2 separate regions of the Homo sapiens genome follow, and region 2 is linked to region 1. The links are chromatin contacts, found by Hi-C or POLR2A ChIA-PET in ENCODE. All regions are on one chromosome and are shown on one strand. The core of a region is the stretch at or near the end of the contact, and the rest is flanking DNA. Distances in the headings are between cores, read along the strand shown. Region 1 overlaps GMDS (GDP-mannose 4,6-dehydratase). Region 2 overlaps GMDS (GDP-mannose 4,6-dehydratase).

Region 1 (4,631 bases), core at 2,046-4,545:
TTATAAATTTTTAATATAGTTTAAGACTTAGGAGAAATTAGGCAGTAATAAAAATGGCTAATGTTTTCATAAGGCATTTCACTAAAATGTTAATTGTATTTTCAAACTTTTAAAACTATAGAGGCCAGAAAGTGGTGACCATGGGCCTAAAATATTTTCTAAAGTTACAACTTAGTTGTTAGCATTTAGAAATCAGAAGAAAGTACAGGAAACATTTAGGCTTTAAGGTACCCGCCAGGCTTGCCCACAGTCACTCTGCTCCTCAGCTGCCTGGCCTCTGGGGCAGTTCAGTTTCACACACCAGGAATGCCCTGAGCCCAGATTTCCTACCTCTGTTTTTTACTTCTGTTTTTGCTTCTGTTTCTTTCCCCAGATGTCCTCATAGCTTTCTTCTTCACTTTCTTCCAGGGACTCAAATATCACATTTTCAGTGAGACCATCTCTGGTCACCCTATCTCAGATTGTATCCCCATCCCCACCCTGACACACACACCCTTTTCAACTTGATTTTTTTTTTTTTCTCTAAGCACTTACACTGGTCTATACATTTTACTTATTTATCTTGTTGGGTGTCTCTCCTCTCCTGTTATCCAGGTAACTCTGTGAGGGCATCCATTTGTAGTTGTTTGGTTCACTGCTACATCTTTAGTATCTAGGATACCTAGAACACAGAAGAGGTTGGGAAACTGATTGAATGAGTGAATTTCCAGCTTTTGAGAAATCACCAGCACCAAGCCCAGTGGCACTCCTGTGTGGAGGCCTCAGCCTGGGCAAAACAGCTGAAAGGGAAAAGAGCTCTCTAGTTCTTTGCTTTTCTGAGGAGCTTGTTTGAAATTCAAAATCCATGGCTCCACCCCAGAACTACTGCATCAGGATGTGCGTGTTAACAGGGCGATTTCTGTATGCACATTAAAGTGTGAGAACCATTGTTTGAGTTTACCGTAGCTGCACCTGGCCTGCTTTATGTATTTATACTACATGCTTGCATTTGAATTTGTGACCCTGGTGTAGAGAGTAATGTGATCATCTTTACGTGTGAGAGAGTTGATACAGTAATAATTTATTTTGTTTATAAAAGGAATTGGAGAAAATCCTTGTTATTGTATTGGTGTTGAGTCACAAAGATAATACTTGTGTTCTAGGCTTTTTCACATTTTAGTGAAACATATGCTATATATCACTATGTCCCAAGCAATACATTTTGAGCTACAGTATAGCTACAATTTAGCGAACCACTTTATAACAGTTTTACTATGTTTATCTAGCGCACACGGCCTTGTTTGGAGCCAATGCATAGTTTGTCAACTGTACTACTTAAAAAAAATCTGTTACCTTCACCCTCAGAAAGTAATAGTTCCAAAGGAACTGTTATAGAGTGAGTCTTATAAATTCTTCTGTGTGCACATGTCATTCATCCCCAGAGGTCATTTAGAGCCCTGAGACTTACTGTGGCCAAATGTGTTGTACAAACTGCTGCAAATCCTTGGGAAATTTAAATAAGAAAGGGTTTTATATGCATTTTATGTAGGGAGCAAGGTCCATGTAAAATAGAAGTTGGGACAACATTGGAAGTTGTGTGCTCCCTCTTAACCTCGTCCTACAAATTCGCAGATGCTGGAGAAAGAACAGCAAAATTTCCTCCAGGTGCTTTACAACCACCAGATTCAGATTTGCCTCCCTTATCTTTTTCTTGGCTCTCCAGCATCACAAATTTGACACAGGTGTTCCCATGCACCACCCCCACACATACTTTAAGAAGATGTGGGCATATATTATCTTTGTCCACTTTTAATTTCGAAATGATCTTGCAAAGACCAAACCCACAGACTCTTGTGGAGGAGATGGACAGTAACCAGCAGTGATGGATCTGTCTGGTTGTGCAGAGCATGCTGTGGGAACCACATGGGCTGTGTGTTGATCTCTGTGTGGGCACCCGCTTCCCTCCTCCTCCAACCTGCCCCCTTCTCTGGACTGTCTTCATATCACTGGGAGAAAGGCAGTTCACGAGTTGGATGTAATGCATGCTATCTGTTTTTATTGTAGAGGTTTGACTAGGACCGAGTAAAATCCTTAGGAGGCCCCCAGCACAGAAGATAGTATTACATGCTGCTCCTGTACACCCCAATATATAATTCAAAATGACACAAAATTTAAATTTATATTTAAATTAAAGTACCTTCTTCAAAATATTTCTTTGGAATATTTTGATGTCAAAATTTTAAATAAATTTGTTAAAGATAAGCTTTTCTTTTGGGGTGACACATGGAATCCAAGCATACACTTAGTAAGACTTATGTGATCCAGCATGGGGTTGGCCCCAGATCCCTCCAGAACACAATTCAAGATTATTTCATAATAGAAGTGATGCCTGACACAAGTCTTGTAAAATGAGCAAAGTGTTTCCAGCCTTTTTAAGTTTGCCACTTATACTGGGAGGAGAGGTTGGGCTGGACTGCAGGTGCAGTTGGCAAAACTGTCCTGTCAATGCAGACATAATTCTGGGAAATTACCAATACCCTGGACAATTTGCAGTAAATTTTTGCCAGGTAGATAATTTATCTGCTTTTAATATCTCTTAGTTGAGGTGTTAAGAAATAGCAGAATGCCCCAAGGATTACTGATAGGTGGTGAGAAGGAATTTGAGGGGAGTCAGAGACAGGGCAGGTTGACAAACCGGACAGTCACCTGCTGAGTAATTAAATAAAGGTTATGATTTATTTTAATGTAGTTGCAAAATATCTGGTTAGGGTGTGTGTGTAAATATATGTGTGTGAGAGACAGACACACACAGACACAGGCAGAGATGGAAGAAGCCAAAAGGTGATGTCCACAATTAAATTTAGATTAATATTTGCTGGGATTTTGATTGGATTTACTTTCTGTCTTGAAAGAGATTAAACTTTAACAAAATGCTTTCCAGTTCTTAAACATATATAATTATCTATTTTTTAAAAAAGGTATGGTAAAGGTCTTAATTTCTGCCATCTCATTCCCTCTGGTTAAAAAAAAAAGAAAGAAAGAAAAAAAATCACCCAGCAGAGCCATCTATCTTGTATAATCATCCTCATAAACCCCTAAAGTATGCTTTGCTCCCAAAACATTATTGGCATGGATCCTGGCATACAATCATCACACCAGTAATTACAGCTGTTAACTGGAATATAGTCGTTAGTATTTACTAGCCTCTATTATGAACACATAAATCATTTCATAAAACGGTGAGTGGACACATTACTTGTCGTTTTGTTTATGTTAGACATTCTCTGCAGGTATTCTACATGAAAGTTAAAGCATTCTGAGGCTCTTTTTGTAGACTGTGCTTATCATTAATAGAAAGCAGCATGTGTGCATCCTGCAAGCCCATTTCCTTATTTAAAGTGGGCATCCTTCCTCTGCTGAGATGTGCTTCCTCTTTCGTTACAAGACTGAAGATCAAGCCTTTGTAAACCCTTAAAGGTACATCCCTTCCAAATGACCTTTTGTCCTGAGCGACGAAGATGTATTGTTTAGTCCACTCAGAATTACATGGGGTGTCCTAAGAATTTTTGTTTTGGTTAATTAAATTTGGAAATGTGTCATTTTTTCCTATTATAAAGCATAAATGAAAGTCCAGTCAAATTGATTTTAGAGTTCTGGTAGATGAGATAATTGCAGAAGCTAAATGATTTAGGGTTTAAAAATGTGTTTAGCTTTTCTTCACTTAGAGAAACTTAAAACATATTTAACTTAAGTGAACTTGTCTGTGCTTCTTTTAATCTTATAAGGTGAGTTTATATCAATGTCATATGCTAAGCAGTCTTATGAATTAAACTAAATGGAATGAGGCGCTGTTTGTGTGAACAAAAGTATTCATTTTACACATAAAGATGTTTGTTCAAAGAAGCTAAAATGGAGATCTAAATCAGAATTCATTGAAATATGTAAGATATTGTTTTACAAGCTAGATTTTTTTAAGGCGGGCCCTTTAATAGTAGCTTTCGCCAAGAGTTCTGTTTTTCTTTAAAGTTTTGAAGCTTTTTTTAAACCTTTGTTCAAAGAACTATAGACACTAGAATTTTTTTAAGAGTCCAAAAGTGTAGAAGAACAGGACTCTGCAGTGGCAATGAGTTTATATATTGTATCATGATAGAAAGCCAATTTGATTAATATGACAAAACCTCCATTTTCTTCTACTGTACATGTTCAAATTTTGCAGATCATTTTGTGAAGTTTTTACTTTCCGTTAAAAATATATTTTTAATAAAAACTTTTCATAAACTTTATGAAATGTAAATTTATGGCTTCTTGCTGTGTCTGTATTATTACATGCTATTTACCCTGTTTTCTAATAACTGTCTTGTACTCTGCTATTTCCTTACATTTGTTTCTGGAAGAATCTTCCTTGCCTTTAGCTGCCATGTTCATAGAGCAGTAAGTTCTGCTGTTGTTTCTCACTCCTGCCAAATATGCTTATCATTATGTTGATGATTTCTCTTCCTATTCCAAACCCTAACACTTTTCTCCTGGACTTGCAAGAATTTCTCCCTCCATCTCTGCATATTTTATATATTCAAATAAAAATCTTTCAAATTCCCTGCTTTAAAATAAAATCACCTTAGCCCCTTTCTGAGCATGCTAAACTCAAAGGAAAA
Region 2 (4,389 bases), core at 1,204-3,703, 360 kb after region 1:
ACCAGGACAGTAAATATGTTCAATTCCTCTTAAAATGTCCAATTTACTGATAAGTGGGGCACATTTTTTTTCATTTAAAAAAAATTGGAATGGCCACCTTAAGGCAAACATTTGAGAAGAAGAAAAATAATACAAATATATTACTTACAAAACAATACAAAAGTGTCTCAGACCAAAAAAAAAAGAAAAAAAAATACAAAAGTGCCCATTCCATGTTGCCATTAGACCAGTTAGTCTTCAGACAGGACTGTCACCATCAATTTTTCATTTTTAAAGGATTTTAATTCTTTCAGCATGTTCATATGGTTTTATAAAGCCCCAGATACCCAGCAAATCCCCTTGGTGTTGTAAGACAAGATTGCTGTTAAAAAATGTTTAGGCTTAGTCAGCTTCTTCTCACTGCTGACTTCACGAGGGGCTCTGGGAAATGGTGTTTATACTGAGCTTAAATTGATAGGGCAAGTTTAATGCAATTGGGTCAAAGGTACAACTGCTTAGCTGGTCTCATCAACCACTCAGGTTTCAGCATGGGTTTATAAAGAGCAGTCTGTAATGATAACATCTGGCTGCTTGAGCGTGACTGCATTTTGCCTGCTATGATTGAATGGAATTTAATGGTGGGAGGAGAAAAGCTGGGGCAATTTCATTTTTGAGTTATGGTTCTAGATAGATAAGACAAAATGGTAGACTTTGATTGGTCTGAGGCCGGCCATCTCGCAGATTGCTTAACAGACCTGCTTCTTCTATAGAACCCTACCGTCACCACTCTCAAAGACAGCTGTCCTCATTGAGTCAATGGTAGAGGCATGGGGTGGGCACAGCTGCTCTAGGCTCATGTGTGTCTGCACGCTAGGCCTCCTCTTTGGCATTGCTCTTCTCGCTGAGTTCTGGTTTGTTGCTCTGTGGAGACTGTGAAGGTCCTAGCGCTCAGCAGAAAACACAGTGCCCTTCCCCCAGAGGGTGCTCCATTAATGGGAGAGTTGACTCCATTCACTGCTGGGCAGAAGGTGGATAGAAAGCCAGTGCCAAGCTGAGTTCAGGCTGTCAAAGAGAGGAGATGAAGAAGTTAGTTCCCAGTCTCCACTATCGTTCCGCTTAGAAGGACACTGTGACCTTGAGGACCAAAAATGTAAATGTCATAAGTCAGCCGTAGACGTTACAGGAGAAGCCTACTACGCAACACCTCCAGAGAGGGACCAGCTTAAACTGTAGCTCCGGATCCCAAGGGTCCTTTTCATTCTGTGGAAACTCGGTGATTCCATTAGTGATCACACCACCGTCACGTGAAAAGCTGACTGTATAATTTCATATTGCCTAAGGTCTTTTATAGTCTTCTCAACTTCACCTTTGGATCATTGAGTGTATAACCTTTTAAATTTGCAAGAACTTTTAATATAAACAAGTAGGTAGACAAACAGGTAGGGATTTACCTCCCTGGTGTAACTAGGCTGAGAGGGTAGAGGAAGGGTCAGGGCTGTACACTTAGCACTTAACCATATTTCCTCCATAAATAAGAAATATTCTTGGTCTTGGTGCATCATCAGGACCAACAGGAGAGGAACCCTAGCCCACCAGATCCACACTGTAAAATAAAGACGGCACAGAAAAGGAGGGGATGCAGGTACTGTGGTGCAGGGGAGAGGATGCTGGGCAGAGCAGGACTCCCGTCTCTAGGATCTCAGAGCGACTTGACCCTCAGGGACTCTCACGGCCTTTGCTGCTTCATCCATAACAAGGGGCAAATGCCTAATCAGTTCACTTCCCATACACTCAGCCCACTTATATGAAAGCCCTCCTGTAGACCGGAAGCCCTACATGAATGGAAGTGTCGTTGTCACTCCTCTGCTGATGACCCACTTGGCTGTCAGTGTGCCCAGAGGTCGAGTTTAACTCCTCCAAGTCGCTGAAATTAAAAATACGGTCTCCAGAAGGAAATAGTCTATGTATTATAGGACTCAACTTGACATACCAAATCCAAACCTACCAGATATATTAAGGTGATATTTAGAAAGTAGTTCTTATTTGAGCTCAGGAGAGCTTTTTCACACAGCGGGCTTCCTTGTAGCCTGAAGACATGATGATATGTACACAGACCCTGTTTTTCTAGGGCTGTTTAGCTATTATGTGTAGCAAGGCACACGTGTATCCTCCTTCATCCAGTTGTGGCCCATCGAGGCAGGAGTATGTGGCCCCCAGAGAGCAGAAAGGAGGCCTCCTGCTCTGGTCCTGGTAAAGGAAGGAAACCAAGACATGGAAAACAACAGCAAAGCCTTCTGCCCCGTGCACCTTCCTGGCAGATCTCATTCCTACCCAAATGGGTAGGAAAATGGGGGAAAGTAATGTATAAAGTGAACCCCAAGTAAGTATTCTGTTGTACTAACAAGCCAGAGGTCTGTCTCCCTTCCTCTTTTACATTCATATTTCATTGTCACTTTCGATTCTTAGGCTGGCCCATTACCTCCCTCAAACAAGGAACTGAAACAAATCTCTTTAAAGCAATCATGGTTATACATTTTATATTTCATTGTCACTTTTGATTCTTAGGCTGGCCCATTACCTCCTTCAAACAAGGAATTGAAACAAATCCCTTTCAAGCAATCATGGTTATATATTTTGTGCCCTTAAAAGTATAAGCCAGGAGGGGGGAGAGATAGCATTAGGAGATATACCTAATGTTAAATGACGAGTTAATGGGTGCAGCACACCAACATGGCACATGTATACATATGTAACTAACCTGCACATTGTGCACATGTACCCTAGAACTTAAAGTATAATAATAAAAAAAATTAAAAAGTATAAGCCACCTCTGAATATAGTGATCAAAGATAAACTGCCAACTGCCACTTCCACCAGTCATACTCTGTCCAAGAGATACACGTACTCTGTGGTAGAGATGTGCAAAGCCAGCTGAGTATGCAGAAGTCTATCTGTATTCACATAGCACGTGTGGTGTGTGAGAGCGATCCTGGTGAACAATAGTGACGTGAATATGTTCATTCTACAGTTAGGACGCTTCTAACTTTAGTTTCAAAATGTTTCTACTGCACTATACCTTGGTATCAATGAGATTTTTAAAAAATCTCTACCCACATGTGAAGCCTCTTTACTACTATATAATCACTAGTACTTTCCAAATTAAATATTATGCTTACATTATTAAACATTAGCATTGCCCCCTGTTAGGCCAGAACTGTGGCTGATCAGGGAATAGTTTACATGAGTCTCAAACATGTCAATGTGACAGAGTGACACAGTAAATCACCTCTAACCAGTATGGCTTATACTCAAAAGCACATTGCTTTCAGCTTCGTTATGTGATTGTCCGTGCTGTGCCTGTAGGAGTGGCCAGACACCATGAATCGGGGACTCTAGGGAGAACAGGACACTCATTCATCTCACGCCTCTCTAAGGAGAAACAATTCCTCTCCTCTGAAGAGAATACTCACGGTCTCCCATGTGAGTGAACGATGAAGTTGTAAGAACACTCCCCCACCTCACTGTTGGTGACAGAGGACAGTGTGGTTCCAGGGGGTGGGCAGGTGAGAGGGTCCAGAGAGTGAAGGAGATGCTTGGATGATCCAGAAATCTGGGGCCAGCTCATTGGCCCAGACTTTCATTAGTTTTGACTGAAGGCTGACACAAGATTCAAGTAGCAAAGGGCAGATTCTCGGCCTTACAGAGAAATGATAAAGATTCCAAGAGTTGATTTTTGCAGTAAGAATGGGTAACATTTAAGAAACACCAAAGTAAAATTTGACTAGGTTACTTCTTTTTCTTTTTATAAGCAACTTTTAGCCTAATTATTGTAAAGAACTATAACGGGGCATGCATGTGATTTATTTGTTGAAATAAATGTAAGCACTTATCCAACAAATTCTTACTGGGTGCCTACCGTGTGCCAGGCACTGCTCTGGGTCCTGAGGGTGCTAAGCCAGTAGGTGACTTATTCCAACAAATTACAACAAATAAATTACATGCTCCCATTCATACAGGAGGGCACAGACCACAAACATGTTAATAACATGTCAGGAGGAGATCTGTGCCATGAAGAAAAATAAAGCAGGGTAAAGGTGATCAAGGAAGGCCTCTCTGATGAGACATTTCAGCAGAGCCATGAAGGAAATGAGGGAGCAGGGCACACGGATCTTCACCAGTCACCGGGGGACTCCTGTGCAAAGGCCCTGTGGCAGGTGTATGCTTTGCCAGTTGAAGGAACAGCAGTGGGGCCAGTATTCCTGGCACAGAGAAATGGTGAGGGCAGTAGCCACAAGCAGTCACATAAGGCGGTGCAGGCCAGTGGTAGGGTTTGGGGTTCCAGGCTGTGAGGAGGAGGGCCGCCGTGTACTTGCATTCACAAAAACATCACTGGTACCTTTGGAAAAATTC

Evidence for each region. A loop is a pair of places that touch in the nucleus more often than their neighbours do. ChIA-PET counts read pairs that join two places held with the same protein, here RNA polymerase II (POLR2A). Pooled maps may share reads with other maps.
Region 2: a pooled map shows a loop between it and region 1 (2.8-fold over the local background). The contact joins two enhancer-like sites. A Hi-C loop is called at or near these places in 1 of 50 pooled maps. POLR2A ChIA-PET finds 5 or more read pairs at or near these places in 4 of 52 experiments (CD4-positive, alpha-beta T cell, GM12878, activated CD4-positive, alpha-beta T cell and 1 more).

The regions. Positions count from the first base shown.
Region 1 is chr6:2,027,380-2,032,010 of GRCh38, reverse strand. The region is part of intron 4 of GMDS (GDP-mannose 4,6-dehydratase); the gene reads left to right. Among named protein-coding and RNA genes, the nearest start is that of GMDS, 220 kb to the left of the region's middle. Within about 2 kb of position 3,295, at least 2 of the 41 ENCODE cell types and tissues checked have a DNase peak (open chromatin) inside an H3K27ac peak, as active enhancers do.
Region 2 is chr6:1,663,500-1,667,888 of GRCh38, reverse strand. All of the region lies in intron 9 of GMDS (GDP-mannose 4,6-dehydratase), which reads left to right. It overlaps LOC107986514 (a long non-coding RNA gene), which reads right to left. Exons shown (of 2, transcript XR_001743788.2): 1 at 1,985-4,389; 2 at 1-1,041. Among named protein-coding and RNA genes, the nearest start is that of FOXC1, 56 kb to the right of the region's middle. RefSeq lists enhancers at 2,139-2,308, 2,319-2,548. Within about 2 kb of position 2,453, at least 2 of the 41 ENCODE cell types and tissues checked have a DNase peak (open chromatin) inside an H3K27ac peak, as active enhancers do.